4 separate regions of the Mus musculus genome follow, and all the other regions are linked to region 3. A link is a loop called in an ENCODE intact Hi-C map of the cell type or tissue named here. Cell type or tissue: left cerebral cortex. All regions are shown on one strand. Links, peaks and the distances in the headings refer to the core of each region. The heading gives the core; the rest is flanking DNA.

What was found. Peaks named below come from ENCODE experiments on the same cell type or tissue, not always from the same donor. Only the 100,000 strongest peaks of a DNase experiment are listed, where the experiment ranks them.
Region 1: a loop joins it to region 3, with 3 times the contacts of the local background. A loop is called at or near these places in 2 of 42 quality-filtered maps.
Region 2: it touches region 3 in a loop (2.9-fold over the local background); 2 of 42 quality-filtered maps call a loop at or near these places.
Region 4: it touches region 3 in a loop (2.6-fold over the local background); 2 of 42 quality-filtered maps call a loop at or near these places.

Annotation. Positions count from the first base shown.
Region 1 is chr8:23,742,093-23,749,878 of GRCm38, forward strand. Zmat4 (zinc finger, matrin type 4) reads left to right here. Exons shown (of 7, transcript NM_177086.4): 2 at 6,308-6,413. The coding sequence starts at 6,312. Among named protein-coding and RNA genes, the nearest start is that of Zmat4, 76 kb to the left of the region's middle. In left cerebral cortex, for the core only: no CTCF peak of the experiment used is centred there; DNase peaks (open chromatin) are centred at 4,030 and 4,267; H3K27ac peaks cover 1,500 bases.
Region 2 is chr8:24,371,886-24,379,671 of GRCm38, forward strand. No RefSeq gene overlaps it. Among named protein-coding and RNA genes, the nearest start is that of Gm30633, 6.4 kb to the right of the region's middle. In left cerebral cortex, for the core only: a CTCF peak has its summit at 2,816 (motif pointing left); DNase peaks (open chromatin) are centred at 950 and 2,816.
Region 3 is chr8:24,210,605-24,218,390 of GRCm38, forward strand. No RefSeq gene overlaps it. Among named protein-coding and RNA genes, the nearest start is that of Gm30633, 170 kb to the right of the region's middle. In left cerebral cortex, for the core only: no CTCF peak of the experiment used is centred there; DNase peaks (open chromatin) are centred at 2,138, 2,381, 3,893, 5,134 and 1 more place; H3K27ac peaks cover 4,732 bases.
Region 4 is chr8:23,998,001-24,005,786 of GRCm38, forward strand. The region is part of intron 5 of Zmat4 (zinc finger, matrin type 4); the gene reads left to right. Among named protein-coding and RNA genes, the nearest start is that of Gm51564, 44 kb to the right of the region's middle. In left cerebral cortex, for the core only: no CTCF peak of the experiment used is centred there; DNase peaks (open chromatin) are centred at 3,856 and 4,598.

The DNA of each region.
Region 1 (7,786 bases), core at 1,185-6,184, 470 kb before region 3:
GAGAGCAGCCTAGTTATTTCATGGTGGGCAGGAAGGGCATATGGCAGAGAGAGGGGGTGGGGGGTGGGGTTGAGGGTGAGGGTGCCAGACTGGATCAGAAGGCCTGGTTGGCTTGGGCATGGAATGCCATAGTTCCTCAAAGGGTCAGGCTAAATTGAAAATAGTAGTGGGTACCTGATCTGAAGGTTGTCATGTGTCCATATCTGAAATCTTGTGGATATAAACATGGATGCAGAACGTCTATGAGATGGTGGCAAGTCATAGCTCTGATCAGGCCAAGAAAGGGAAGTCTAGGCACTGAGGTCAGAAATGGCCCCTTAACTCATCTGTCCTGGGCTTTCAAACACTTTTTTTAATGGTCCTGGACAGAGGGACCATGGCATAGACTAAGCTGCACACAGAGAGCGGAGAAAGGCAGCCCAGCTAGGGGATGCCCCTGTGGACAGAAGACTCATCCTTGGCCTGGAACACTGACTGTCATGTTGGAGACTCAGGAACCTTCAGGCAAGTTAGTCAGCCCCAAGTCTCAGTGTTTTCACAGAGAAAATAAGGCTTTCCGAAGGGCTGGTGTAGGGGGAAGCCCCAGGCAAAATCTTTACTTCCAGATCAGGAGAGTTCGCAAGGATCACGTACTGTTAGGAATGCACTTAGAGGAGCTGCCATGGTGGCTCTCTGGACTTGGAGAGATCACAGAGCAGCCTCTGTGACACCTGCAGGGCTCTTTTTTTTCAACTTTAATAGATATTATTTTATATTTATATAGCGCCTTCTTTAAGAACCTTTTAAATGCTTTACGGACTTCCTCTCTAATTAATCCCCCAAACAACCCTGTGAGGTAGGTATTACTCCCATTTACAATAGGGAAATGGAACCACAGAGCGGTTAGGTGACTTGCCCAAGGTCACACAGCTAAGCTCCCTGGAGAGCAAGGACTCCAGCACCTTGCCTCCCAGCTCCCAGCCACATCCCTCCTGAGAGAATCTTTACTGAAAAGCATCTTTACACAAAGTATCAGGAGGAGCATGTTATGAAAGTGAGGTCTTCCTGTGGCCATCATGGAAAGAAAAACTCGACACTGACGGCTGAGGCCGTAAGGCCATCTGCCATAGCACATTTCCTTGCCCCTTCCTAAGCCACCCAGCTCCTGTCTTGAGTAACCTTCTAAAGGCGAAGTTCCCATGACCGAAGCTGCATGACAGAGGTGGGCTTCACTTAGAATATTTACTTTTAGTTGTGATAAATCATAGAAACTTTTGTTCTAATATACAAAATTTGGGACAGCTGCCCAAGCAAACATGTACATAATTTCACAGCTGCCAGCTGTGTCTGAAATTTGCATCTGCCCTCATCATAATTGCAGGCAAACAAACAACAATCCCCTAAAAGGTGTGCTGGGCCAGTCACCTTTCTTTCTCACTCCCTATACCCGCCTTCCCCAGTCCCCAACCCAAACCCTGTATGTTTTCTAAGTTTCCCAAGTCTCTGATAAAAATCCAAAATGTCTTACTCAGATCCATCTGCACTATGAATAAAAAGTAAATTTAGAGCCAACATCCAGGTGTCCTTCCCCTGCAAACCGTCCAGTGCAGACCTGAGCCAAACCTGCGGGGCTCTTAGGTTGGGAATGGCACAAGTCTTAATTCCTGGCCTTAAATGGCTACTGAAAGGAGAAAGTAGGTGGAAGGTGGCTTATTAACCACCTGGATGGCCTCCATAGCTAATGGTAGAGTGATGACCACACAGTGAAGACCGTCAGGGCTTCTTTCTTCAGAGAGCTGGGGTGAGGTTGATGCCCCCCACCCCCAATGGAGCATGGCTACTCAGACATCTTGGATCAGCCACAGCAATAAGATGTGCACTAAGATTGCTGGTGCATATGGCTTGCTGCCAAACCTTGAAGTATGTATGCTTCCTCCTGTGGCCCCTAGGGAGCAGGCTCTGGGGGGAAGAACAGACATTGGAGAGGGGGAGACAAATTCAAATCAAGTTCCCCCAGTGAGGTTTGGTACTTCCAGTGATAAAAATAGACCGTAGACATTTCTGGAGTGTGGGGTCTTCACAGGCCCCAAGCTGGCAGGAGGGGTTGTCAGTTGTGCTTCGCTGTCTGAGGATGGTCCAGGTCATAGAATGTCAAAAGGAACTATGATTTCAGCACACCGGGTCGGTCTTCATCCCTGCTCAGCTGCCAATGAGGTTCTGTTTATTTCTCTCCTTAAATATTTACAGTATTAACCCCAAAGCACCACCTCAGAATTGGTAACACTGCTAACAACGATCGGGATATTGACTTCTTAAGGGTCTGCCATCTGCCACTCTGGTCTGATGTTTGACCAACCCTACTACTGATCCTTACAGCATCCCGGTGAGACTCATCCCTTGCCTTTACACACATGGAGAGACCAGAGCACAGAAAGCATTGAGCTGGCTGGACACCTGGCTGGTGAGCCACAAAACTGGAGTGGGAGCTAATGGCTTGTTCCTCCCAGGAGTCTCACGGGGCTCTCAAGGTCTCTTGAGTCACCTTGATTTTTCACACTGTCACTCATGGAGAGGAAAGAACAGTATTGGTCCTTCTTGTGGAGCCCATGATGGTTTCAGCCTGCTGTTAAGAAGGCCAGAAGAAAGCTGCATCCAAGAGCTCTGGAAAGGCCTCTCTGGGCCCCCTGAGATGCACTTAGAACTTGACTGTTGTCAGGTTCTCCTGACAGTCTCCCCATCCCTCTGGGTCTCCTCCATCCATCTTTTAGCTCTCTTTGCTTCCATTTTACTCTGTAATGTCCACAGTTAATCCCTCACATGCATTCTTATGCCCATTGATAAGCAGGTCTTGTGTGCGTGTGTGTGTGTGTGTGTGTGTGCACGCGCCAGGGGAAAAAACCAATTTAGAGTTTGGATGTGTTTCTCTCCATCCTTATCTTATCCATCATTCAGTCTTCATCCAACCTCCTTGGAGAGTTCCCTGATAATCTATCTTGTCATCTCAAGCAAGCTAGCACTTTTTACCAATTTTTTTTTTCAGTTCTTTTTCTGAGAGACTGGAGTGTGTGTGTATGTATGTGTGTGTGTGTGTGTGTGTGTATGTGTGTGTGTGTGTGTGTGTGCTAGTGCACAGTATTTCTCATTATCTTGCCCCTTGAGGATTTGGAACCAAAGATTGTGCCTACTGTCATTGCTCTGCTCCTCACACAGTAGTGTCACAGTGACTATTATATAGTGGCACATGCCTTTAATTCCGGTACCTGGGAGGTAGAGATGCTTTGCACATTTAAGGGAATCCTGGTCTACATAGACAGTTCTGGGCCAGCCAGGGATATACAGTGAGGGGCTGCTGCTGGGACACACACACACTCTTGCTTTTCAAATTTCATGTATTTGAATTTTGAATTCATATGAAATTTGAATATATATGTATTGCCCAATTCTGCATTCAACTCTTATACTGTTGTGCTGTCAATTTCATATACCTGGTTCTCCTAGAATGAACCTAGGACAGCAAAGTCATCCGACCAGATTCACATATGGCCTGCTCCTCTGCTCTGGGTCTCCTGGGGATGGCACCATTCTGGGTGAATGTTGGAAATAATTTAGGTCACTTGAGTCCCTGGTGATGGCTTTGTGATGTGCCTTTGATATGTGCTCTTGGCTGAGCAGCAAAGATTAAACTTTTTTTTTTTCCAGTTAGAAGAAATTAGATGCTTCCATTCTATTATGCTTGTCATTTTACTCAGAATGCCCAAGGACCTTATGCATTCCAGATGGGAAGTCCTCACATTGTAGCTCTGCCTATGGAGGACTCCATGGCTCTGTTGCTCTCCCAATGGCTATAGGAGACATGGCCAGCTGGCATAGTGGACAAGGCTAAGAAGGGGAGTCTGTTCTGCTTTTCTCTCTCTCTTCCTACCTGTTGTGTTCTGAAGGACAGGGAAGTTGAGAGCTCTTCAGATAAGCCAGAGGCGGGGACCAGATGGTAGCTTTCCATCTCAAGAATTCTAGTCTTTGAGTCACGAATGGGATCTTCTCCTTGTCTAGAGAGACCTGCACAGAAGGCATTCTTCACTCGGGCCAGCCTGGTGCTTGGCCAGCAGTGGCCACCCACTAGCACTTACCGTATTCAGGTATTTCGCTCATGCCTCAGACCCACAAGGGTCTTCATTGCCTGTTCCATTGCACGCACACTTGCTCAAATCAATATTCTTACGTAAGATGATGGGAAAAGCCATATTTTCTCTTCTTGTGGGATTTTTTTGGTAGTCTACACATTCTGTGTTCTGCCTTTAAAGCTATTTCTGCCACACAGCTGTTTCCCTGAGACACAGACGCCCACTCGCTCTGCTTAGTCCAGCCTGCACCTGAACATCCTTTCACGGTGCCTGATTCCCGCAGTTGGCCGTAGGATGAGGAAGGAGTGTGCAGGGCGCGCAGAGATGCTTATTAAGCAGGTCACCCATGAATCTATCTTCATGCACTTCTTTATTAAAAATAGCAGAGAAGATGATAATCCTTAAGTGCAGCCACTTACAGGAACTTGGCTTAAAGACGTACGTTCTCACTTACTATTAGACAGTTCTCATGTTCTGTTGCATTTCTTCCCCCGGACTCAGAAGTTATCTTCACCATTTTTCATTCTGGGATGAGAATAAAGATTACAACCGAGGCTATACTATTGGTAGGGCCTGCTTTTCCCTGTTAGACCATTCCCGGGGCCTCTTTGCTTCCTTGGTACTGCTCTTGAAGATGGACCATGCTGAAAACAAGACACGAGGTTATGGGGGAAGGGCAGGACTGAGAACAAGACATAAAGGATTTTTCTTCAGAAGTTCAAGTGTGGGTATCTTGTGAAAACAGAAGATTCTCTGTTGGGCCTAAGACAGAATTAATGAGGGGAAAGTACAACAGGGTAGATTTGTGTTTAATCCAAAAGACATGAAGATTGCAGCAGACCTGAGACAGATTGCATTGAGTATGATGAGGAGTAAACGTTAGCCTATAGCAAAAGGTGGGCTTCAAGCTAAATAACCATTTGCTAGGGACAAATACTTCCAGAAAGTACAGATCGCCATCAGCTCCAAGGCTCATTAGTCTACAATAATTATTGGTTGTTCCAGGTATTTGAAAATATGATTAAAGTTTCATATTTAGCACTTTTAAGATATTGCCTTCTTTGATTTACTGCAATTTTTCAACAAGTGAAAACATCTACTATAATCTCCATATTTGTGAGTTAAACCAAAACCTAGCAAGTGGAGTGATTCGCACACACCACACGGCAGCAGCAATCCTGTGGTGGAACTGGCTTCTTTGGAAAAGGGAACCATTTAGGTCACACCACCGAACAGTACTGAAGTTTTGGACAGTCCAGAAGGTAAGGCGAGGGTGTTAGAGTAGGATGAACCCATCATGCACACAGTGGGCCCACAGGTGGAGACTCTCTTGCCTGTCTATGATGCAGTCTGGCACAGGCTTTATCTGTTGTCTCTCATCACTTCTGTAGGCATGAGGACTTGGGCCACATTCTCACGGCAGGTTGGAAGTAGAGGGTGCATTTATTTACCACTTATTCAGTTGTGGTTTGAGGTGGTTAAGATGGTTTAATGGATTTTGAAATCCCTAAACATAGAAGGCAGTATGCATGGGAAGATCTCCTTGGGTTCCAAGCTGTGATTGCTTTAAAGTGTAGCCACTGAATTCAAACCACATTTTAGGCTGCAGAGAAAGCTTCTGCAACAAATTGTTACTCGATAAAAAAAAATGTCCATTATAGAAACATTTTAAAACAAAGTTATTACAAAACAGTGACCTATCATTTCTGGAAGTATATGACACATATTTAAAAACAAGTTCTCTGCTATGAGCATACATGTCTGCACACTTCTGAATTTAGATTTGTAGCCCACATCTTATCTCTAGGGTGAGGATGTATCAGAATGCTTTTGGCTTATTTCCTATTGTTGCATGAATTGGGTACTTTGCGAAGCTTTGTTCATCTATATCACACGTGTTAATTATTTTGTCACAGAAAAACACTACCTACAAATCTGGTTTGTTTAAGCAGAAACAATAAAGATGGAGTCTATCTTTTAAGGCTCTAGCACCTCCGTTGGATTTTCATAGGCAAATGATCAACGCCTCATTATTGAGATTAGTTGGTATGGTAACATTGGGGGTTGGACAGATCTGTTTTGTTGATCAGCACACCAGCTATTGGGACCCTGGCTTTTCACACATTTAGTGTTCCTCATTATCATCAGAGTAACCGACTCCCTTTCTTCTTCTTCTTTTTTTTTTTTTTCTGTTGACTTTCCTTTAGCCTGATGAAGTCCTCCGATATCGATCAGGATTTATTTACAGATAGCTACTGCAAGGTGTGCAGCGCACAGCTGATATCCGAGTCCCAGCGGGTGGCCCATTATGAGGTAAGGAGAACCCTGCTCACTCAACCACAGTCCTGCTATGGCACTTGAGGATCCTTGCTCCTGGGACTTGGGGAGTTTTCAGAACCATACACCATAAGCCTGAAGAGTGTGAGCCAGGTCTGGACTCTGTTTATTGGAACTAGGGAGTAAAGGTTGGGGAATTTATTCTGCAGCCCTGGGTAAATAAAATTTATTTATTTATCCATGTTTATTAATATTTTTAATGTGTTCTTCCCACCACAGGAACCCTGTGGGCTTCCCTCCCTTGCTATCTCTGTGAGGGATACATATCACAATTTGCTCTCTCTGTGAGGGGGTGTCAGTCAGACACAAAAGTGAAGACAGGCTCAAAGGCCCTTCCTTGCTAGTCACACAGGGAAACTTGGGTCTCAGCAGGAGTTAAGGCACTTCCTCTTCAGGTATCCTTTACAGCGATCGGTGCCCTAAATGTTCATCAGAGTGTAGGAGTCTCCTGCAATCACAAGCACGTTTTAAACCCCAAATATTCCAGAAGGGCATTGTGATCTTTTGCATGGGAGGACTGAGAGATGTTCTTTGATCCTGTATCAGCAGCAGAGGATGAGTGAAGAGGGATTATCTTATGTCCCAGGGAGGACTGCAGAGCCCAGAGGGGAGCACAGAGAACTGGGATCCCAAGACACTGAGTGCTGCATTGTGTATTCTGATGTCTAAAGAACGCAGAGCTCTGGGATAGGGGTTTTCAGGTGTAGTGACTTATAAAGAAGCTTGGGTTACAAGGCTTAGCCAGCAATGTTTGATTTTCATCCGATGATATGAGTCTAATAAGTGCCAGTTGTCACTCTCCCTCACTGAACTCCCCTGAGCCCCAGGTTCCACTATAGACTCCGGAAATAATAATGACAACACACTCCTAACCCCGCCTTCACCACGGGGTTTTGTGGTAAACTGAATGCAACCTTTAATAGTGCTGTGGAAATGCTTTGGAAGCTGAGTGTGTCAAGCATGCAAGAATCTTTTATTGCCGTGCAAACTCCCTCGCTTCAGTGCTTTGATGATGGTGCGTGAGCATGCTCTTTGAACATCTGTGAAATCAACATCTGTGGAAAAGAGTCAGGAGTGTTGCCCACCCCTGCCATTCCACAGGGGACTGGGTCCTGAAACCCCAGTGGTTACTCGAATCCTCTGTGGAAACCAGTGTGATATTTACAGAGAGCCTATGCAAGTCCTCCTGTTATCTTTTCAACAATCTCTTACACCCACCTCACTCCTAACACCTACCTTGCCTCATTTGCAGAGATACAACATAGTATCGACCTGTGGCAAATTTAAATGTTGCTTTTTGTACCTTTCTGGACCCTCCCTCTACCCCACCTCTGTACCCCCACACACTT
Region 2 (7,786 bases), core at 864-5,863, 160 kb after region 3:
TGAAAAAGATCATGGCCCTGGTTCTCCTTCCTCCCTCTTTGAATATCACTATGACATTACAGATCAGTGGTGAGGAATAGAATAAGGGACTGAGGCTATGCCCCAGTGGTAGAGCCCTTGACTACCATGTTGAAGGCACTGGGTTGTTTCCTCATCACAACTAAAGGAGGGTGAGTCCAAGCAGAAGACAAACAGACAAATGAACGTTTTATCATGGTCAATTGATTTCGACAAAGTTTCCATGACTATTTAGTGGATGTGGAATTATCCTTTTCACAAATGGTCAGAGATGATTGTGTATGTATATGCAAAAGAACAAAGACAGACTTCTCTGTCTTGCACTGTACTAAAATATTAACTCAGGATGAGTCATATAGCCCACATGCAAGCGTTAAGGCTATAAAAAGTCCTGGAAAAAAATGCAGGGAAGATGTTGTGACTTTAGGTAGACACGAAGTTTTAAATACAACTCCAAGCCACAAGTGACCAAAAAAAGATCAGTATATTTCACTGCAGAAAGGAACATTTATATGTCAAACAATTAATGTGTCTGGGAGAGTCTTGCATTTGGATGCACACCTGTAGTCATTAGCACTCAGGAGGCTGAGGCAGGGGGATCATGAGTTTGATGTATGGGGAGATAAAGAAAACAAAACAGAAAATAACCACAAAGAATGAGAAGCAGGATAGGTCATTATACTCAATAAGGTATCTGAATCCAGAAATAGAAAGAGATTTTAAAGTTCAACCCAAATAAACTAATTAAAAGTGGATGAAAGAATTGGATATACAGTAGCCTCAAGGATATAGTCAAGTGTTCGATAAACTCACAAAAAGATGCTAGACAGGCTAAGTCTCCAAAGAAATACAAATAAAGAAGTTGATGCTAGACAGGCTCCGTTTCCAAGGAAATGCAACAAGAGCATCCACTCCACACCCACCAGAGTGAGAAAAGTAGAAAGATGTATCACGCTGCCCACCTGCATGGGTTTAGGGATTGGCCTGACTCGGTGATGAAGAATTAAGTCTGATGGACACAGGTATGGGAAAGCTGAGATTTGATGGGTTGTTCCCTCTGATAGAGACACACCAGCATCCCAGTGACTCGGTGCACTCACTATACACTGGGTTTCCCCGGTGCTAAATGAGGTGTGTGTGTATGTGTGGGGGGGTGTTACATACAGCTGAATAAGGATGGAGTTAGCTAATCTTGGTAGGGGATCATGCTAAGGAAGAAGTCTCAGGCTGCTGCCATCCTGGAGGAGGAAGCTCTGGTTGATACTTTTTGCATAGTGTCTATACCCACACTCTGACCAGTGGAAGGACTTGCCATTCCTATGAGTCTGATCTAGGCCAGGCCTTGCCATTCCCATGGGTCTGAGACACTGGGGTGTTTGGAATGGCCTTGCTCATGGCAACAAGACACGTCACTCAGGACTTCATCTGCTCCCCACAGCGAGGGTTATTAAACACCGAGTTAGCATCAGGCAGAAACTACTTATATGTCCATCAGTGGGTGAAGGAACAAATGACAGGTGGATATCCAGATAGAGGACAGTTATTCAGAAACAGGGAGGGACTGAAGAGCCAATCCACATGCCGTGCTAACAAACCCTGAACACGATACATGTGGTGCTAATTCAACCACACACCACACTTGTGAGTCCTTTCTGGGAAAGGCCTTAAAGAGGGATATATAAGTGACCTGAAGTCCACATGTTGCTTAGACTGGTGGGTGTTAAGGGATGGAATACGGATGTGATTGGCTTGTCGAATCAAAATGCATTAGACTCCAATATTAGTGATGGCTGGGCAATTAAGAACATACCACACACGAGCTGTGCCTAAAATGGTGACTCTAAAACATGTATATCTCAGCCCAATTTTCAGGATGGTTTTATTGGAGTTATTTAAAAGATTAATAAGTTACATCTGGCTTTTTCCTCAAGACAATTTTAACTGTGGCATACACAACACCCATTTGTCTATTCAGTTATCAACTTTAGTGAGGTTTTTTTTTTTTTCCTGCTCTTGACTTGAGTATTCTTTAAAATGTAGTAAATATTGAGACGCTGTTATGTTCTTGTCACTCTGGTGAGACATAGCTCCTCTGTCCCCCATGCTTCTCATTTTCTCTGATGTTAGTCGTGTCAATGCCAAACTCTTCTGTATGCATTCCTGTGCCTCCCTGCTCCCTTCCTGCACAGCCTTCTGCTGTCCTTTTCAACTGCTATTATTCCACTACTTGAGGACACTGAAGCTTCAGACTCTTCACCTTCAACAAGACCCTTCTGTCATGGGCAAATTCAGTGCAGATTAGAAAATTGGGAGCTAATCGTCTTTGCTCATCTTAGTTCTGTCGCCTAACATATAGTCTGAGGTTTCAGAGACTCCTGACTTCTTGTAATTCCCACCACTGTTTCTGTAACTTTTAACACAGTTTTGAACGTTTAATGCTTAGCATAAACTGCAAGTTTTTTTTTAAGTCTTTAGCTTTAGTCTCCTTAAAACGGCGATTTAAAAGCGCAGGTGCATGCTGTATCACAGAATATAAATGTGTTGAGACAATGAGCATCATCAACAGGAGTGTTGCTGAAATTCCTGCCCTTAGGGAGACAGTAAGCAACACCCACCCTGTCTCCTAAAGTCTCAAGAATGAAATGAGGTACCATTCCACCACAGTTCACTCAGGGGAACCCATGAATTTACTGGGCTTCCTTACAGAGGGTGAGGGTTGGGCAGTCTTCCCAAAATCAGACACCTCTAGAAAGCTTTACCCAACAGGAATAAGAGCTGCATAAAGATGGAGCCCCCTAGTGGTCTGTCTCTGGTGTGTGGGGAGGCAGGCACTTTGGCTGGTGCACCACCTAACCAATCATTAGCAGTTGCTTCTCCACTGGCGTCTATGACTTCCCTGGTCATGGGCTTTTCTCTAAGTTCATAGTTCTATTGAATTCCCTACCCCAACCCCTGCCCTGGCTCATGAAATGATTCTGAAGTCCAATCAGAAAGTTGGTTGCATCCAAGGATATTTGAGCCACTATTACACTGATTGGTGTATCTTTCCTGGCACTTTAGAAAGCCCGGAGGATCCACAGCTGAGTAAGATGTAGTGGCTTAATTCTCCACAGCATCCTTAGTAGCAACTTCTGGTTAGCTCCCAGAGAGGAGATGCCTCTGAGCCATCTCTATCCTTGTTTCCCCAAGTCTCAGCAGCCAAAGCATGCAACCTCTTCAGCAATAAGGTGTTACCATTCATTCATGGGAAGCAACCAACAGCAATGGCTTTAACTCATTGTTTGAGGGCCCTTTAGGGTCTCTGTGACCAACAACTTCTGAAAAGATAACCCAATCCTAGCACTGGGACTCCCACTTGGCCACTTTAGGAATCTAGGGGTGTCTGGTTTTACATTTTGTATACTCTTTAACATTTACAGACCCAGACGATTGCAATTTTTCCCAATCTTTTTGGTATTGTATGCTATTTACCCAGCCATAAAGCTCCCAAGAATTCCACAGCAACATCCGGCTTTTGATCCCTTTGTGAACTAATCCCCATGCTTACTTCTTCAGGTGCCCTTGAATAATGTCTCTTAACTGAGTCAACAAATCTAAAGATCCTCAAATGTTAGCATTGTACTACCCATAATAAACAAATCTTTTACCCAGAGGATGCTCAGGAAAATGGTGCACAGTCCCAAAGCCACCATCCCACAATCGAGAGTGGGACTGGAGATAATGTTTGTGAAGTGTCTTTAAATGTGAAACATCCCATTATAATATCCAGATCTTGCGATTTGAAAGTTTTAAGTAAAACATTTGCAAATAAACTCAAGAAATATTCTAAATCTAAGACAAATAAAACATATCACTAATATAGTGCCCATGGGTTACATAATGTTACTTGGTGCATTCTAATTTTTTGAGGAACCCCAATACTCTTTCCTGTTAACCAGTGCTAATGAGCTAAGTTTTCCACGTCCTTGTCTTCACCTGCTATCTTCACCTTTAGGCTCCCACCGGCCTACCTGGAGCGACAGAGTTACTGTCTGGGGACCTTAATTGTGTTTGCCTTCTCCGCTAATTAAAAAATTAAAAGGCAGGAAAAATACCTCAGCCAGAGCAGGCAGGAACAGATAACAAAATCCATCAGAAGTTAAGGCAGACAGAAGCATAGAGAGAGAGAATTCTCACACAGCACAGAGGAGAATCAGGGATCAGTGCAGGTTTTTCCTCAAAGGGCTGGGGTTTTTCAATGGTTCTGGTGGCCTGGGACAGGTCCCCTTCCCCCCTAATTTTGTTCTGATCAACTTAGACAAAGAAAAATTGAGCCAATAGTCCAACACTTTCAGGTACACAAATACAGGACCAACCTTGAGCATACTGACCAGTCTGAACTGGTCAGCCCAAAGAGGGATATCGCCAGCAGGAGGAAAAGCCCACCAGGCTTTTGTCTTGGGTTAAGAGGGGAAGGCTAGAAAATTTATCATCTTTATTATCTGCCCATGGTTCCTTTCCCTGTGTGTCTGCCCGTCCAGGATCTGTCCAGCTCCTAGATACCCATGACAATATCTCATTGTGACTTTGATCTGAATTTGCCTGTGATTAGTGATGCGTCATTCTGGGCTCAGTCTCTACTCAGTGACTGCTTCTTTGCCTCATGGCTTTATTTTTATTTTTATTTTTATTTTTTTATGTTAGTGAATGCCTATTTTTCTGCCTTTGCTTTTATTTCCTGTTTCTGTATCTCACCTAAACACTCACATCCCACTCTTACGTCCTAGCGTGTTTTCCTATATCTCTCACCTAGGCTTTTTTGTAGTTAATGTGTCTTGGATGTATTGTTTTAGTCAATTTGGAGTTGAAGTTTTGGTTTGTGTGTTTGTTTGGGTGCTGGTAATAAAACATGCTAGGTGGCCTCTGTCACTGACCTTCAGCCCACCGCAACTTGATTCTGATGTCTATAACTTTATTTATAGTCAATGAAGAAAGTTCCACAATGGCAAGAAAGATGACGAAGCCGTCTGTCCCAGCTTCCTCTGTTGTTGGAAGCTATTAAGACAACTCTATTGTCTTGATCTCCGAATTGGGCCTCTCCCCCAGAGAAGAAAAGGGGTCAAAAGCAGGCCACCGACACACCGTTCCGAGAACAACCACAGAATGTTCCAGCCCTAAGTCAGTGCGCCAGATGTCCTGACCACAAGATGTACCCTGATACCACCAAGTTCCTGCTTCCTCGTGTAATTGCCAAAAGAAAAATTTCCGCTGCCCCATCCCTCCTGCTGAGAAGTACTTCCTCCTTTGCTTGTGCATTTCCGCTGCCCCATTCCTCCTGCTGAGAAGTACTTCCCCTTTTTGCTTGTGCATTTAAGCCTTGAGCCTTGCTGAATACAGAGACACCTTGATGCTACTCAGACTGCTTAAGTGTTGTTCCTGCACTTGGTGTTTGTCTCTCCCTCCTCCCATTTGGTTCTTAGGAGAAGGTCCCCTCGAGACCCTCGAATAATTGGACCTGCTGGATGGGTCACTCTGTCTGACTTGTTTCCTGCTGCTGCTGGTGTTTAATTGCAACACATTGGGAGAAACAGGTTTCCGGATCAGGGCCAAAAGACCTTAGGGCCCAGATCAGAGTTAGTTTTGTTGTTGTTGTTGTTTTTGTTTTTGTTTTTGTTTTGTTTTGTTTTTGTTTTTTTTCTGGGAAAAGAAGTTTACCAAGCCAGGATGTCTTCTTTCTAATAGCATCCTAGTGAAGTAAGACCCTAGGCTTAGGAAATTGTGGTGGGGTACCATTGAAAACCAAGTAACTTTATTTGTTTGTTTGTCTGTTTGTTTATATCTGCCTGTGAGGCAAAGTGCTCATCAGTGGCTGTGGACAGATGCAGAGTCACTATTTTGTATTATATTATTTCAAAAACAGCAATCACAGACTCAAATTTAATTTAAACGCTAACAAGCCTAAGTTTCTCTGCTGATACTCCCGGTGGTAAAAAAGTAGATGAGATTGGGGGAGTTGGGGAGGTATTGTGTTTTATTTTTTTTACTTTGTTTAGTTTTTGTTTTTAGTTGTTTTGTTTTCTCATTGCCTACCTGCCCTCCCACAGGTTAATTTGACATAAATGGTATCTTACAGTAAGACAGCATGTGGTAGGAACTGGCATCAAGGATAATGAAAGTGTCAGACAAATGGCAAACCTAATTGGAGAGCCTTGTTTTCCTTCCCCTGAAATTATAATCCATTTGACAAAGCCAAGATGTTGTTGTCTGTTGAGAAAACAAAAGTGGGGCAGTTTTCAGTTGCTACTGACTCCTTGATGCTAATGAGTAGCAGGGGAGGAGGGGGGTGGGGGTGGGAGAGGGCACTCCAAGCAAAGCTTCTCTTGAGCAGATTGGAAGACAAATGGAATGATTTATGCTAAGCCTGCTCTTTTTCCACAGCTTTCTGGGTAAGAGCATGAGCTTTGGATTGGGGACATCTTAAACAATAACTGAAGGGGCCTGGTGAGGTGGCTTAGAGGGTAAAGGCTTCCTCTGTCTACCAAGCCTGGCAAGCTGAATTCTATTCTTGGGAGACATGGCAGGCCACATCTGTCCCTGCCACATGCGGGACAGGAGACCCGAGTCCTCTGACAGCCACAGTACCTGTGTCCCCTCTGCCAAATGACTCAATCCAATTTTTAATAGTTAAATATATCAAGGCACCTGTGAATTTCTGAAGTAACTCTTGTGACAAATGTCCTGACCTTTTGAAAAATTGTATAAGAGCTTTATACAAACAAACACACACACACACACACACACACACACACACCACAGAATCACAGGCACAATTGGAAACAAGACGTTACGCAATATTTCTTTTTCTAAGGATGACTACAAAGGTCAGTTAGGGGCTGGGGATGTGAATAAGGAACAAAGCATATGCACGGTGGTTAATGGTTATCAAGTGGTCATTATCTAGAATCACTTATGAAACAAGCCTCGGACTATGAAAGATGCTCCAGGTTAGCCTCTGGTGCTTTAGATAGGAATCATGTGGACTAGGTTAATTGGGGAAGAAGGATCCACATTAACGGTCTACAGGCAGAGCCATTCTGTGGACTGGGGGTCTCAGTCTACGGTTAAAAATGAAATCTAGCCAAACTCCATCACTTTTTGCTCTTGCTCTCTGCCTTCTGACTCCAGACATGGAGCTGAGCCACCAGCCCATTTCCTCACCCTGACTTCCCTTCCCTGCTGTGATGGACTGCACCAGAACTATGAGCCAAACCTTGAGTCACTTTGGTTAGGATAGTTTGTCCAAGGAACAACAATACTAACCATACACTATGCTTAGCATGCACAAGACCCTGGGTTTGATTTCCTGCACAAGAAAACAAAACATGAACCACACAGGAGGCACGCCTTCAGTTTAACTCCTAGTTGTAGGAACTAAAGAGTTTTATGGGTTTGAAAGTGTCTGTGTGACATTCTAAAATATATATCTGATTGTTGAGTAGCTTTAAAAAAAGCTATGTGCATGTCTCAGGCCTGTATCGACTACAGCTTCATGGACCCAAGTTCAAGTCACTGCTTGGCCATATTTGTTAGTGCAATGGTTCTCAACCTTCCTAAACCTGCAACATTTATATACCTATTATATTTATATACAGTTCCTCATGTTGTCGTAACCCCCAGCCAAAAAATTGTTTTCACTGTTACTTCATAACTGTGATTTTGCTATTCTTATGAATCATAATGTAAATATCTGATATGCAGGATATCCTTTATATGACCCCTGTGGAAGTCA
Region 3 (7,786 bases), core at 1,155-6,154:
GGAGGATTGTGGGAAAGCTATTGAGTGTTCAAAGCTTGGTGAGCTGGTTCTACAGGAGCCTGGGAAGATTAAAATCTTGAGAGCAGTGCAGAAGATGGAGGTCTGCCTTGTAACGTTTCAGAGGAAGTTTAAAGACTTTATCAGAGACATTTGTTATTTTGAGTTAAGATTCCCTGGTTCTGGGGCTGAAGAATGAGTTATTTTTAACAAGGTACCAGAACTACTAAATTGAAACCTTTGCCTTTCTGGGATACTCAATTGAGACATTGGCAGTGATTAAGAAAAGACCAGCAGCATTGATATGAAATTTTCTGGAAGAGTTTACTGAGTGTCAGCACACAGAAGCTATGCTACAGAGATGGCCAAGATTGCACTTCATGTTGGCAGTCAAACTTGATATATAAGAGTCACCCAGGTGCTACTGGTTTTGAAGGCATGAAGGTATCATGGAGAGCAGCTGAGGCTTGACACTGTGTAAGGCCAAAAGAGGCCTTTGGTAAAGGTGCAGCCTTAGTGACAGCTGAAGGCCTAGAATTGAAGGGATCATACAGAGAAGTTGAGCTTTGACACCATGAAGAAAGCCCTGGAGAGAGGCTATAGTTGAAAATACAGCCCAGTTGCAGCAGAAGAGCCCAGCATTTTGAAAATACCAGTAACTGGGACAACCAGCAGCTGTAAAGTGAAGCCATATCCTTGAAGACAAGCTGTGGGTGCTACCAAGGCCAGAGCTGGAGACGTGACTCATGCTTCCTAAAGGAGCCCAGAAAATTGTGACTGAATTTCAGATATTGCTCATTGAATTATTTACAGTTAGAATTTGGTTTTGCTTTGTGCAGTTTGTGACTGTGCCCTGGTTGTTCTTCCCTCTTGAGGTAAACTCTTTAACTTATTTTTTATTTTACAGGAGCCCATAGTTGAGATTTGTTTGTTTGTTTGTTTGTTGTTTTGGGTTTTGGCAGGTTTTTATTATTTATTTATTTGTTTATTTATTTATTTATTTATTTATTTATTTATTTTGGTTTTTCAAGACATGATTTCTCTGTCTTCTCAGAGCCTTGGCTGTCCTAAACTCATTTTGTAGACCAGACTGACCTTGAACTCAGAGATCCACTTGCCTCTGCCTCCTGAGTGCTGGGATTAAAGGCATGTGTCACCATGCCCGACTGAGACTAGATATTTTTATTAAAGATTTAAAGTGTTTGAATTTGTAAGGCTATGGGGCATTTTAAGTTTGTAAAATGTTTTATATTGTTATATCTTTATCAATATGTGATGTTGAGGATGAACAAGAAAAGGAAAAATGTGGCTTAACGGTGATGTGTCTGTGTGTCAAGCTGGCAAGGGGTCAGTTGTACTGGACAGTTTTACATCAACTGAATATACACTAAAGTCATCTGAAATGAGGGACTCTCAACTGAGAAAATGCCTCAGTCAGATCCAGCTCTAGGCAAGCCTGTAGGACATTTTCTTAATTAGTGATTGGGGAGGTGTATAGTGCCATCCCTGGGCTGGTAGTCTTGAGTTCTATAATAAGCAGGCTGAATAATCTACGAAAAACAAGCCAGTAAGCAGCATCCTCCATTGCCTCTGCATCAACTCCTGCCTTTGGGTCCCTGCCCTGTCTGTGAGTTCCTGCCTTGGCTTCCTTCAGTGATAGACTACAATGTGGAAGTGTAAGCCAAATAAACCTTTTCCACCCTCAACTTGCTTTTGGTTGTGGTGTTTCATCACAGCACTGGAAACTGTAGTTCAGACAGGCAGGACTAGAGGGACACTGGTTGGAGGAGGAAGAGAAGAACATGGCACTTGCCCAGTGTCAGGCCACCTGTCTTTAGGACAAGCTGCCATCTATTACAAAACCTGAGGGATAAACACATGTTATTTCACACAACAGATCCCTGGGAATGCTCATGTAACATTCCTTGTGAGCTGCTCAGGGATGGCCTAAGTGTATTAATCTACACACCTTCATCTTATAAATGGGTGTAACTCTCCCTATTTTGAAGATTAAAAAAAAAAATCTACAGAGAAAAAGCTGCATACCGTGTAACTCAGAGGATCTGGAACCACAACAGGAATCAGGCCATGTGCCTGTTTACTTCATAGCTACTGGCTCAGATCTGGGCCATGACTAAAGATATGAGTCTCCCTTCTCCCTCCCTTCTTTTCTTTTTGCATGACTCATTTCAACCTGCCCTAAAAATTGGGTTTTTACATTTTCTTTACAAGAGTGTTCAGGGCCACTTGGATCATCAATAAACTGTGAAATTGTACAAATGGACACAATGATGTGTTGATGCAAGACTCATATTCTAACAGCCCAAATGCATTTTTTTTGATCCTTCACTTGGGGCATGGCCATGTGTCTTGTATGGTAAGCAGTGTACCATAAAACAATGGCATTTGTCCAGAAGCCGACCAACATGTAGTTCAGCTGACAGCATGGCAGAACTATTTTAGAAGATGAGCCACAGCTGAGATTTTTCTTATGAATAATATTTCTTTCTTTGCTTCAAAATCCTAAAGAATGTGGGTGTGGTTCTTCCTAGAAACTTTAGAAAGCTGAATTTCTAGGAGACCCATGGGGGGAGGGCCGTTCAACACCTCAGTTGTTCACACCTGAGACCTAAGGAACCCAAAATATAAACCTGTGCATGGGTCTTGGAGAATAGGGGACACATAGGATACAAAGGTGATGGATGGAACAAGAGAGTCAAAGATGCTTGGTGCCATCTTACAAAGATGTAAGAGTGGTCTTTATACAGTCTACTCATGCCCAAACGGAATAGAAGATTTAAGAATGACTGATGGTAAACAGGGTTTATGAAATGTGGCACCCTGCTCTCTTATTGTCCGGAATGAAGTAGCAATAAAAAATCTCCCACACCAGCTGTAATGTTATTATGGGAAATTGTAGGGAGATGATTTCTGCTGCCCATTTTAGGAGGTTCTGATGGTGGTAACTCTGGTGGTCATTGGGACCCCCAAGCATTTACAATATCATTTCATTCTGGAACTACCCTTTTTATTGCAACCTGGTGCAGAAGGTATTAATCTTAGGTCTTTCTAAAAATATAGATAGAGTTGGGGGACTTAGAAAGAATTATTCTCTGAAGCCACAATAGTAGCCAATAATGGAATAATTAGTATCTAGGTACAGCCCATTTAACGTCTTTATGTAACAAACTAACAAAGAAATGCTTGGAGCATAGGAAGTGGACATGGATTGGAAAAGGGGGTGGGGTGGAGTGGGGTGGCAGCAGCTTTTTTCTGACACTGCTGATTTGGATAACGGCTTGCACATGCTGGAGATCAATGTGGAGTCCTCTGTGCATGTGAAGGAGAGAGCGTGTTAAGCCTTTGACACGCCATATCACCCAACTGTGCCCACGAAAGGCACAATGGGATCCTCATAGAGTCCTACTCACATAATGAGCCACTCAGCAAAGTCTTTTCTTTACTGCACCCCTGCTTCTGTGTTCCCCAGATACATCTTCAGGTGGGTGTCAACCCAAGCCAGAGGAACTTTGTTCAAACCCAGCAACAAGAGCAGAGAGCTTCTCTAAGTGGAGAATCCCAGGATGGTGGTGGCCAGATGCACACTGAACCCAAATCTGCTCAGAACAGCAGGCCAGGTGAGCCAGAGGCAGGGATCAAAGCAAAGTCTTTGGAATCAGAAAACCAAGGTCAAGCAAATGAGGACTGGGGCAACACAGACAGGCAACATATGTAGCTGTCCTAAATACAGCTTGGTGGGTGGGATTGTCTCTGCCAGCCTAGGCAGCATGCTTAACGTGTGGGTTCTATATAAAAGAACAGACGTGGCTAGCCTTTCTGCTCTATGATGTTTTATGCTCGCCAGCTAGAGCATTCTATCCCCTTCTTTGTAAAGCCTTTTCCCCAAGCCACTAGCTGCTCATATGGAAGCTGTGCTGATACATCTGTCTGTTCCCTAGGCATTAGCACAGCCCACGTGGCTCTGGCTCTGTGCCCCATCTCCCCATTGCTCAGATCCAGTTTTGTTTTCTCCTGTTTTCACTGGGATACATTGTATCATCTGTAGAGGCAGTTGTATGTGTAAGAGGGCATCTTCCCAGGACAAGAGATACTTGCTTTAGCCTTAGTTTGAAAGAAAGGAGTATTGCTCAAAGTTACCTTTGTTTGTTTGTTCATTTATCTTTTGTTTTGTTTTGATTTGTGTTCTGACTATTGTCTCTTAAATCAACCCAGCTGGAGCCTTTCAATTGTCCGTGTTTCAAGACCATCCATAAAAGACAAGTCTTCTAGTTTTTTGGTAGGTTGCTGAGTTCCAGCTACTGGGAGTCATTGATTAGAGAATGAACCACAGAAGGATGGGATAGAAGTCAAGGGACCTCTCTTCCCTCTGTTTGGGAAGTCTATGGAAATGTGTTGGCATCTGCTCCTTCCAAGCAACCCCTCTTCTGGTCCAGTGGCTACAGGAAGTCTTGGCATGAACCTAGCTTCCCCTAGTAAGACCATCTTCATCCAGATGCTCTCTGGTCATAAAGTTGTGGGTTGTTTCCTCCTCTAGAGTCTCTGGATTCCAACACAATCCTCTCTCTGAGAGTTTCAGGTCCTCCAATTATCTTTATAACTATGTTTCTGTTGGCTGGAATTTGGAGTATGCAGGTGTGTGTGTGTGTGTGTGTGTGTGTGTGTGTGTGTGTGTGTACATGTGCACATGAATAGACACAAGACACAGACAATAGATACAACAGGGGTAGGAAAGGAGAAAGAGACAAAAGATTACAGAGAACTGGGTTGGATCTCAGAGTTGCAGGCATCACAGGACAGATAAGAGTGAATACCTCCAGGCTCCAAATGTGGCAGCCACTAGCCTCACTGCCATGGAGCCCAGACCTAGTCCAGCCCGTTACCAGAAAGGAGGTTATTCTGGGTCACCTTCCTTTCATCGAGTCATCTAGAAATGACTTATTTTCAGGCATCTTTGTTAAGATTCAAATGCTGTCATAAAATATCTTCATCACAATAAAAATGCAAAGTGCAGAGCTGTGGTTCTGCACCATGTCACAGAGGGACGCAGAGACATCATTCAAATGTGTTTGGGCCAGTTACTGCACATGCGCTTGCAGGCTGATGGGAAGTTAAAAATAGCACACTCCATTAACAGGGAGAAAAAAGAAAAGAGTCTTCTCCAACTAAGTAAGTGCCTTCTCTTTGTCCTTATTTTATAGACACAAGCCCCCTCCAGATTCTGAGCAAACTTGCATTTTGATTTTCAGCAAGTGTTTGGACCTAGCAGCACACAGCTGCAATGTGAGGCAACCCGGGAAACCGCAAAGACACAAACAGAGCTAGAAGCAGCAGAGAATGAGGCAGCCTTCCCTCCCCCGGACAGCCTGCCATCTCCTTATGATCTTTAAAGATCATATCTATCACGTATCTTTAAGAGGGTGTATTGCCCGGGCTCTCTGGGGTCACAGAGGAGTTTTAATATAAGGATATATGGCAGTATTGGGAAGCAGTAGTAACTGAAACACGTTGTGGTAAGTTCAAGTTGTTAATGATTTGGATTCTGTTTTTAAAATGAGAGCATCTCATTTATATTACAAATGGGGAGCTCAGATCCACACACCCCCTCCCCAGAAGCAAGAGATGTGTTCAGATTTACTCTCTCTCTAGAGGTCTTTAACTCTGGCTTGGGATAGTACTAGACCAACAGAGGCAGGTCTAAGAACTTCAACTGAAGGGACAAGCCCTGGGGATTATGAATTCCAGTTTATCCTGGACAGGTTCAAGGGATGGAAAGGTCATATACTTATATAGTCTGTCTGAAGTTATTTCCTTATCAGGCAATTGGAAATAAAATCATAAACTATAAACTACATCATAAGGTACTAAAATGAGTTCATGTACACACACACACACACACACACACACACACACACACAAATATGTTCCCATGTCAGGAGAGCAAAGAGATATAATCAAACTCTGAGGGTTACATAATAAAATTTGATCATTTTAGGCTAAACACAGTCTGAATTGCTGCCATGTTAGCCCCAAAAATCTATCTTAGAGAGTCCCTACGTGATGAACCTGGCTGTGTTTCAACAGAACTATATCAAAGGCTGGCTCCAGCTTGAGGCCCTTAACTGCCAGGCCTGGGTCAGGGCTCCCACTGTATTCAGCCACCACCACCCCCCTTCTCAACCACCTCTTTTCTGGGTACAGGACTTGTGAGTCAGCCCAGGCCTTATTTTTGGAGCACCAGCTTTTTAAAGCCAAACATAGCTCACTGGAGGGGTTTAAAATACATAGTCATCTGCACAGAGGGGAGGAAAGCTCACAGTACATTTGTAACCAGAGTCACAGCTATCTTCTTGGTGAGTGTGTGTGTGTGTGTGTGTGTGTGTGTGTGTGTGTGCCCGCGCACACGCGCACGTATTTTGGCTCATAACCTATATAGAAATGACACAGGAGAGAGAACGTAGCCGTGGATTTCACTGAACTGTGATATAAGGCTAGGTAGCACCAGAAGCAACACTTCTGCCTCCACCTCTAACTTCTTACCACCCACTCACATTGATTTTTCCCTTGTCACTCTAAGATTATGAAGAAGTTTTGGCAGATCGAGGTGGAAACAGTTGGTGACCTTCCCTCACAGACCTGGCTGTTTGAAGACTTGAAGTCTGCCACGGGTTAGATCTTGTATGTTCCCCAAAGTCCTGAGTGCCCAAGGCTTAGTCCCCAAGCTGGTAGACCAGGAGGTGGTAGAGATATTTGATGTTAATGATGGGTGGACAGTCTTTGGATCACTGAAGGTATGGTCGACCTTGAGGGGAATAGCACACCCTGACTCCCTCTTCATGTTGTCTCTTCTTCCTGGCCAAGAGATGAGAGGGGGTTTCTCCAGTGTGTGCACCTGCCTTGATCAACCACTTCTACACAGCCCCAAAGCATGGGTTAACCTCTGAACTCTTTAGAAGGTTGAACCTCTAAACAGAGAACCTTTTCTCTTTATAAGGTGATGGTCTCGGTCATTTCTTATAGTAACTAAAACCTGACTTACACACAGAGCTACACGTTGAGCATCATCCTGGACATTTAACACGAGGGGGCAAAGGTCATGGACGAACCAGAACATCCATGTGCAATATTTGGTTCATACGTTTTGACCTTTCAAAAATAGTCAAACGAGCTCATTTGCTGCTGTGTTTAACAAACTCAACCAATGTCCTCATGTCCTCAGCCTGAGGAAAGGGACATTCAAGAGTGCCCCAGCTTGCCCTCAGAGTGTACCATGTCTGTCTTGTCCACGCCGGGCCTATTGTTTCACCAGGTCCTTGCCCGAGTGTCATGGAGTCAGTCTTCTTCAAGGAGAGTGACTGCTGGAAGCCGTGTCTGTTAATTTAAACTGAGGAGCAATTTGAATATTCTGGGATGGCTGGGAGACACACAAAACATCTCTGGTGAGTTCTAAAGTCGGGCAGTACTGAATGGATCATCTCTCAGGCCATTGTTTGGTTAATCTGTGAGGAAGCTAGAATTAGTCTTCCTCAGGAGAAAATAATATGAATTTGTACGCAGATTTGAGTATGTTCGCCTTCACGGTGTGCACTGGGGTCACCTTGAGACACAGGAGTCAACATCTACGACAGGCTTGAAAAGAAGGACGCACATGGCCTGGACAGCAACTTCGTCTTGACCTCATAAAGAAGCTGTGCCCTGGGATCAGAGCAACTGTGTTAAAATGCTGAAGACCATGCTTTGGCTCACAGAATAAAGAGCTTAACCATAAACT
Region 4 (7,786 bases), core at 1,064-6,063, 210 kb before region 3:
GCTACACACATGTACACAGAAAGCATGTATGTGCTCAGCTTGTGTAGCATCGTGGTAGTGTTGTCATCTGCAAAATCTACATTCGAGAACACCAAAAATAAGTTATAAGAAAAAAAAAAAGTCTTTTACTGTCCTAACTCTATTGCTTTGTGTTAGGACACATCCACAGCTATCCTGGCTACATGTGACCCACTGAGACTTAGACACACATTTTATTTTTGGACAGTCCTTAGCATAGTGATAAAAGGAACCCTGTTCCTGTGTCAGCCCAGTGTTTTCCTCTCAAATAGACAGCTGAAGAGTCAAAGGTACCAAGTGACCTGAAAATTGCTGAACTTTCCCATGTTGGTTCATTGTGTGCATGTGTACACAGTGTGTTGGAGTGGTTACCTTCTATAAAGTCTCACCCCTTTCCCATCATTTTCTGACACTATAATTTGGTAAGTTATTACATATAAAAGCATGCTGCCAACTTCAGTGTATATCAATGAGTTAGTCAATACTGGACTATTACTTTAGGGGAAATGTGTCTACCCCTTCATTTATCTATCATCATACCCATACACTTGCATTTACATAGACAATAGTCTTGAATCCTAAAATAACTACCTCATCCTGGTAGTTTATATTTTCCTTAGTACGTGTGCACATGCATACAGAGAGCTGGGGTGTGTATTAAGTGACCTTGCCCAAAGAGAGCACAGGTGAGCAGACGAGATTTATACCCCAGTTAACTGGTCCCAATGCCAACGTTTCACTCCATTGCTCTGGGTCCTACCATTCATCTCTCCCATTCCTTTGTGGAAAGTCTGAAGGCGGAGGCAAGGTTGCCCTGTTTAACTGCAGACCTTGGGTGTAGGCTGATCCGCAAACATATGTGCTTAAGTTTGAAAGGCTTCTGAGCATTGATAAAGGAGGATACGAACCCTTCCTTCCCACTGGACACATCAGAGTCTGTTAAGAAGTTGGCATTTACAATGACCCGAGAGAGCAAATGACATTGTCAGCAGAGACTATTGATGAAAGGAATGAAACCTCAAATACACAAAGAACAATTCTTCAGATAAGCTCTTGCATGTGCTCTTTAAGAGTGAAAAAAAAAAGCCCTTTAAACTTTCAACTCTCAATACTAATTTCAGCATACCATTCTACTTGTTGACGTACAAGCTTAGATAATTATATAATTCAGTAGCCACAGACACAGAATTTAAAACAAAACAAACAAAGAAGAGCAAAAGACATTGAGACCCATGATGTCAGGAACATTGCCAGAAGTAGTTCATCTTATTTTTTTTTTCTCACAGTGTTTTCAAAACATTTTCAATGCAGAGTACAGATCACTTTCCATTCAGCTCTAAGTTAAGCAAACGTATAGGCTGATGAGTACCTAAGGAGTCATGTGACCTGTCAAAGATGGAATAAGTAGCCTCTGTGGAGGATGTGGAGGAAGAAGCCTGCCAGGATGCCTTGTATGTGCTGGTGGCAAAGTGAGCCTTCTTTCTAGACCATGGCATTATTATGAAGGTTCCCACTCAACAGTGGAGTCTTCAGTTTTGTTCAGAGCATAAGCTCATCATGAGTAAAATCAGCCACAGTCTGTTTGTATGTGTGTAAATGAGGGATTATAGGATGGCTGTAGACTCTGAACTCTTATGGGAAAGGAACAAGAGTGCCCAGAAATGCAGGGAAGGCAAAGGGTCTCATAATACATTAATGTAGAAAGGTTGAGGGTGGGAGAGCACAAGAGATGGAAAAGGATGAGAAGAAAGTATGTGGAGAAAAAAAATTGTTTCAAAAATGCTATAATGAAGCCTAGTTTTCTGTAAACTAAGAAAAAATAATTAATTTAAACAAAATGCAACAATTTATTATAATTTACATTAATTGAGCTGCTTGTTTCTCCTGCATCACATTATTTATATTAATTCATTTAATTCTAATATGAGCTCTGAACAGTTGTAATTTCACCTCTGTTTTGTAGATTAGGGAACAAAGACACATCATAATTAAATGGTAAGTATAGAATGGCAACAGATGTATCAATTTCTTTCTCTAAAAATGATGAGTAGATGTCTTGTCATTTCCTCCTCTCCCCCATGTCTGAGGCCTAGGGTTGCTCAGGATTGTTGAGACCTTCATCTTCTAGTCTTGACACAGGATGTTTGGTTTCTAAAAGCAGTAGGTCCCCTGTTCAGCCTGTGAATCCTGCTTCTTTCCATCTGAGGCAATGGAGTGTGAAACTATAAATAGGTGAAGCTTTTGGGATAGTTTATTTTTTAATTAGGAGGCTCCTGTCAAATGTCCATAAGGAAAGTCACAGTGGGGCATCAACTGTCACTTGTCGGCAGGAAGCCTCCAGGAATATAGAGCCAGGTGGGCTTGGGCTTGGTGATCTAAGGTCCACAGTCTCAGAAGAATTTCTATAAATCCCCAAAGCTGCAGCACCACCTTTAAAGGTGATTTTTGTTGTTGAAGACTTTTAAATTCGGAGTAGTTCTATTAGGAGATCATTTGCTTAGGGAGCCAGCACATATCTGGGACTTGACATAGAACCAACTGGCTGGCTACTTGGGACACTTTTAGAACCAGAGATCAGGAAAGGCTCAGAAAATGAACTATAAGAACAGCAAAGATAATTGGATGGCTAGCCAGTCTGCATGAGTGACAGAGGGCAAGAGACAGAGGTGACAGCATGGTATGCTGTCAAGTCAGAGTGACTGTAAAGAATCATTGGCAATTAGGGAGTTTTGCTCTTGTCTTTTTACCTCTGACTCTTATTGGGCCATGTTTTTTTTTTTGCCCATATTTTGCAAGTCTCTTCCAGTGATGCTCAAAGCCTTTGGACATGAACAGCTCTGAAGCAATCATGGATGAAGGTTTGTTAGGACTCGTTACTGGGATCTCAGGCAATAAAGCTAAAGGCATGCGTCACTGTTTATTGACAGCTGTGGGTGTGTCACTACTATTGATACATTTTGAGGAAATCACAGGAGTTGCTGGGAAGAAATGAACTGCTTTGAAGGGCAATAGCAAAGAGAGGGAGAAGGGCCATGCATGCTGGCTATTATAGAACCCATAGAGTAGCAGGAGAAGAGAAAGGACACACATGCTGACTTGCTCATGGATACCACAGAGCAGAAGGAAAATGGACATGACATGTGTGCTGACTTTGTGGTAGATGCCGTGGAGCAGAAGGAGAAGATAAGGAACAAGATGGCCGACTTAGTCATAGCCGCCTATACAGTGGGACATCCCATGTCCTAGCCAGTTCCATTTAGATCACTTCAACATCAGGAGAGAAAGCATTTCCCACATTTGTTATTTAACAGGTGGGTAAAAATCGTTTCAGTACAGTTCAAATGGGTAGATCAAGACAGCCTATCTGTGTCTGCCTTGGATGCAATCAGATCCCCCAAACTAAAGCAAAGGGGTTCAAGTCTCTGCTTTTCATGTAAGTTGCCAAGAATAATAAAAGAGTGATGAAGGTTCACCTTTACAACTGAATCAAGGCTCAGCTGAGGTGGATGTCTTCAAATCAGCAAAGCTTATTAGCGACCTTTGCCCTGTGGAATATCTACACTATCCTCTAGGGTGCAAGCATGTAGGTTAAACTGCTCTGTCGCTTCTGAATTTTCACTGATGACAACTTACTTCCCAGCCCCTGCGTGGGCCAGGCATCCAACATGGCTCAAATTGTCTTTTAATTGCTGGGAACGTACTCCTTCTTTGGGCTCTGTTTGTTTGGAAACAGCTTTTGAAGATGGTAAGCCATTTCCTTGCTGTTTCAGTCTTCAAAGCTCTGCATATTCACTGTTCAAACAGGGAAAGGACTGTTTTAGAAAGTGTGTGTGTACTTTGTTTAATTAGCTGTTTGGTACCCTGTAGTCTATGCCTGCAGGCAATGGGTTGCATTCAGAAGGCATTTGGATGCTCTCTGTGGTGCTGAGTGTCTCAACTGTGGAAGAGCAGCCTACACTACGCTCTGATCTGGGTTATGGAAAAGCCTGGTGGTAGTGAGATTTTGTAGATGTGACCCATTTTTATTAATAGAGAGGAGCGATTTTCATTGTGGAAGCCTAAGATTGGATGCAAGAGTGAACAAGCAAGACCCATGCTTTCCTTGCACGGCTTCCCAATTCTTGTGGGGAAACGGGTCTGTTACCTGAGTCCTTACACTCAGTGCTTGGGATGTGCTCGAGAACTGACAGTTGCTCTAGACCTGAAACCCTCACCACAATCAGACACTCAGTTTTATTTCCCTCACATAACCATCTCAAATCAATGTATTTCTATATACTTTTAATTCATTACTTGAAAGTCTCATACATATTCACAATGAATGTCGGTCATATCCACTCCCCATTCCCTCCCCTCCAGCTCCTCCATGCTTCCCTAATTTTATGCCCCCTTTGATTTTTGTTTCTGCATTTTGCAAACCCACTGAGTATGATTAGCGCAGCTCATATACAAATGGGTGTGATGTGGAGGCAGCTATCCACAGGAGTGTGGGCAACTTAACAGTGGTCACCTCCCCAAAGAAAACTGACACTTCCTCAACAGCTGTCAACTGCCAAAGGCTCCTGACTAAAGATAAGGACTCATGAGCCTCTCCCTCATTCATGATGGAATTTTTTGCAGGTTTGGTATTGCACACATCTTGAATAGGCAAGCAAAGCTGCTGCAGGTTTATGGTTCATGAGTATAACAGCTCTGCCAGGCCTAAGCAACAGCATCTCACAGCTCCCCCTTCCACCACCTTCCTGCTCTGCCATTCCTTCAGCCTAGCCTTCCTTGAGGTTCTTGGAGCTTTGTGGGAAGAGGGTTGCATTGACATAGATGTCTCATTTAAGGGTGAGCACTCACAGTCAACTTATTCCCACCATTTGACCAATTACATTATGTGTGTACGTGAGTGTGTTTATATGTATAAAGATATATATGTATATGTTTATTGCTGTTGTTTTTTGGTTTGTAGGTTTTGCTGTTGTTATTTTAAGTAGGGTGCCTTCCCCTCCATTCCCTCTCATTTTTTAAAGCCTTGGATATCAAAGTCACTGACTTTGAAATGAGAAGTAAATCCAGATCTAGACTCTTCTGTTTATTAGTTCTATGAATTTAATGTCTTTGAACCATTGTTTTCCCATCTGCAAAATGATATTCATAAGGGGTTTTGAAGATGACATCTAACAAAAACTCCTTCATCCTTTTTAGAGAGCTTTCTTTTGATACTTCAAGTTTCATGCTGGTCAGCCTTTGACTGAAAGGGGAAGGAAGCCATTGTACTTGATGTAAAGTGTTTGTTACAGGGCTCAGATCTCAGGCAGTTTGGGCTAGGCCATCTGTAGGAGGTTCATTTTCTGGCTCTTGGGCTGTCAGCAGTTGGGAGGAAGAATGGAGTTTAGGGGAGAACAAGAGGCAGTGACGCTGAGGGGGAAGTGGCAATCACATGGAAGACCTGGGGGCTCGCTCTGTCGCAGCACCTCTCGCCTTGGTGAGCTACAGGAGAGGCTGGACTCCCCTTGCGTTCTTGTTGTACATGGTCTAAGATACAGCCTTCCTGCCCTGTGAAGATGGAAGTATCATCTAGCAGAGATGTTCTTAGTGTAGTTCCTGAAGCCATAGAGCCATGGGCAGGAATTGATGTCCAGCAGTACTAATGCAGCCTTCATTTCCTGGGCCTCTCCCTTTTCTTTACCACTGGTCCACTGAGCTTGCTGCCTACAACCTTAAATCCAGACATTCGCTCATGTCTCTAGTCTGGCCACACATACAAAAGTCCTAACCCTGACTTTTGAGGTATTGATTCCAACACATTGAGACAGGGGCACAGTTACCAATTGCATGGAACTTGGTCCCCTCCCCTCACTATGAAACAACTTGCCTTCAGAAAATGCCAACTTACTGTCTCAAGGGAGGGTCAGAATCTTTTCAGAGCTCACCAGGAAGCCGGTACTAACCTGTTACAATGGACACAGAACTTGAAGTATATATGCTGCCCCTAAGAGGACTAGATAGAATTCACAGAGATGGAAGCTGAGTGGGACATCCATTGACAGTTAGGCCAAGTACACGCGCAGAGGGGGCGAAGGTTTGTCTCAGCAGAAATCATTACGGAAGACATTTGGGAGAATGGACCGAGAAGGGGTTTGATGCAAGTATGGATTTCAGAGTGTCAGGAGTGCCGCACACACCCTTTTGAGAGCTTTAAACATTGACGCTCCAAAGAGTGTTGACTGTTCTTGGCACTGATGCGGCCACAGACCCTGTAGGCAGAGTCATTCTTTCATAAGGGAATCAGAGCACAGGCAACCCCCCCCACCCAAGGGTAGTAGTGGAGATGCCACAGTGAACGTGAGCACCCTTTGCACTGTGAAGCACTGTCTGAGTGGACTGAGCGGGGTCAGGATTGAACTGAACTCAGCTGAGCTCAAGCAGGTGCCCCCAGAGGGAGGATGTTCCTGGCCACGGGTGGGGTTAGAGAAGGCAGAGGAGTAATTCTGCTTGTCAAAGATAGCACAACTGAACACAGACCATTGGGTTATGGAAGAGAAAAGGTGTTTTGCTCCCAAATTTGTAGACTTCTAATAATAGTGATTTCAAGGTTCCAGTATAGATTTACTGAACCTCAGCCATCTGTAAGACATAGACACTCCTGTTTTGAGAACACCCACATGATTCTCAAGTATCCAGTGGGTACATATAGCTTGTAATCCTCTGCTGAAGTCCTGGCAGAAGAGAGAGAGAAAAAAAATTCCTCTTTAAAAACAAACAAAATATTTTTCTCTTAGTTTTTGGATTATAATGTAATTATATCATTTCTTCCTTCCATTTCTTCCCTCCAAACCCATCCAAATACCCATCCTTGCTTTATTTCAAATCCATTTCTTCCTTTTTTAAATTGTTATTGCATACTTATGGGTATGTAATGCATGTATGTTTCTAAATATAACCTGCTCAGTCTGTACAATGTTAATGGTGTCTGTGTTTTCTGGGTTGATCACTCTGATGCTAGATAATCACCTGGTGTACTGTTCCCTGGGAAAGACTATTTCTCCAGTGTTCCTTATTTTCCTATAGTTCTCCATGCAGGCATGAGGCTTGAGGGATCTCCCATTCCACTTTGGCATATCCATTGATGTCCTCCTTGTTCAGCTCATGATCAGATACTCTTTCCCCTCCTTTCTGCTCTCAGACAACTGAACCTCACAGTGGACTCCACAGAATTACAATTTCTCCAGGAGTACAACACTAGTGTGTGTGGAGGGGAGGGGAAGGTAAGGCTTGATATCATCCGGAGAAGAAAGCTGACCAGAAGAAAGAGATTTCACACAGTAGGACAGCTAGTTTTGCAGCGAAACTAACACGCATCATTTACTGTCCTTTGTTTCATCTTCACTATCAAATTGCTAGAGGACAAGATACTAAGCCTTTTCCTCTCTGAGTCTTCCAAACTGCATATGAGTCTGCTTTCTTTCACTAATTTCTTCCTTAATTTCTACAAATAAAGGAAAGCTTCCTGCTTTATAAATTTCCATACTCAGGTGACATGTGAAGACACGGGGCTGATAATCCCAAGGAGGTTCCTCCCTGGGGTGTCCTGGAGGCAGTGCACACAGTGCAGGGACCAGTGAACTACAAAGTCTGCCTTCAAAGCCATCTCTGTCTCTGCTCTCATTTTGGCCGAGGTCTGCCCCTCACCCTCCTCAGATATTCATAGTGACTACGGAGCCATGCAATGAGTGGATGGGTGAGCCATGTGGTAGATATGTAGTAGAACTTTTAGATA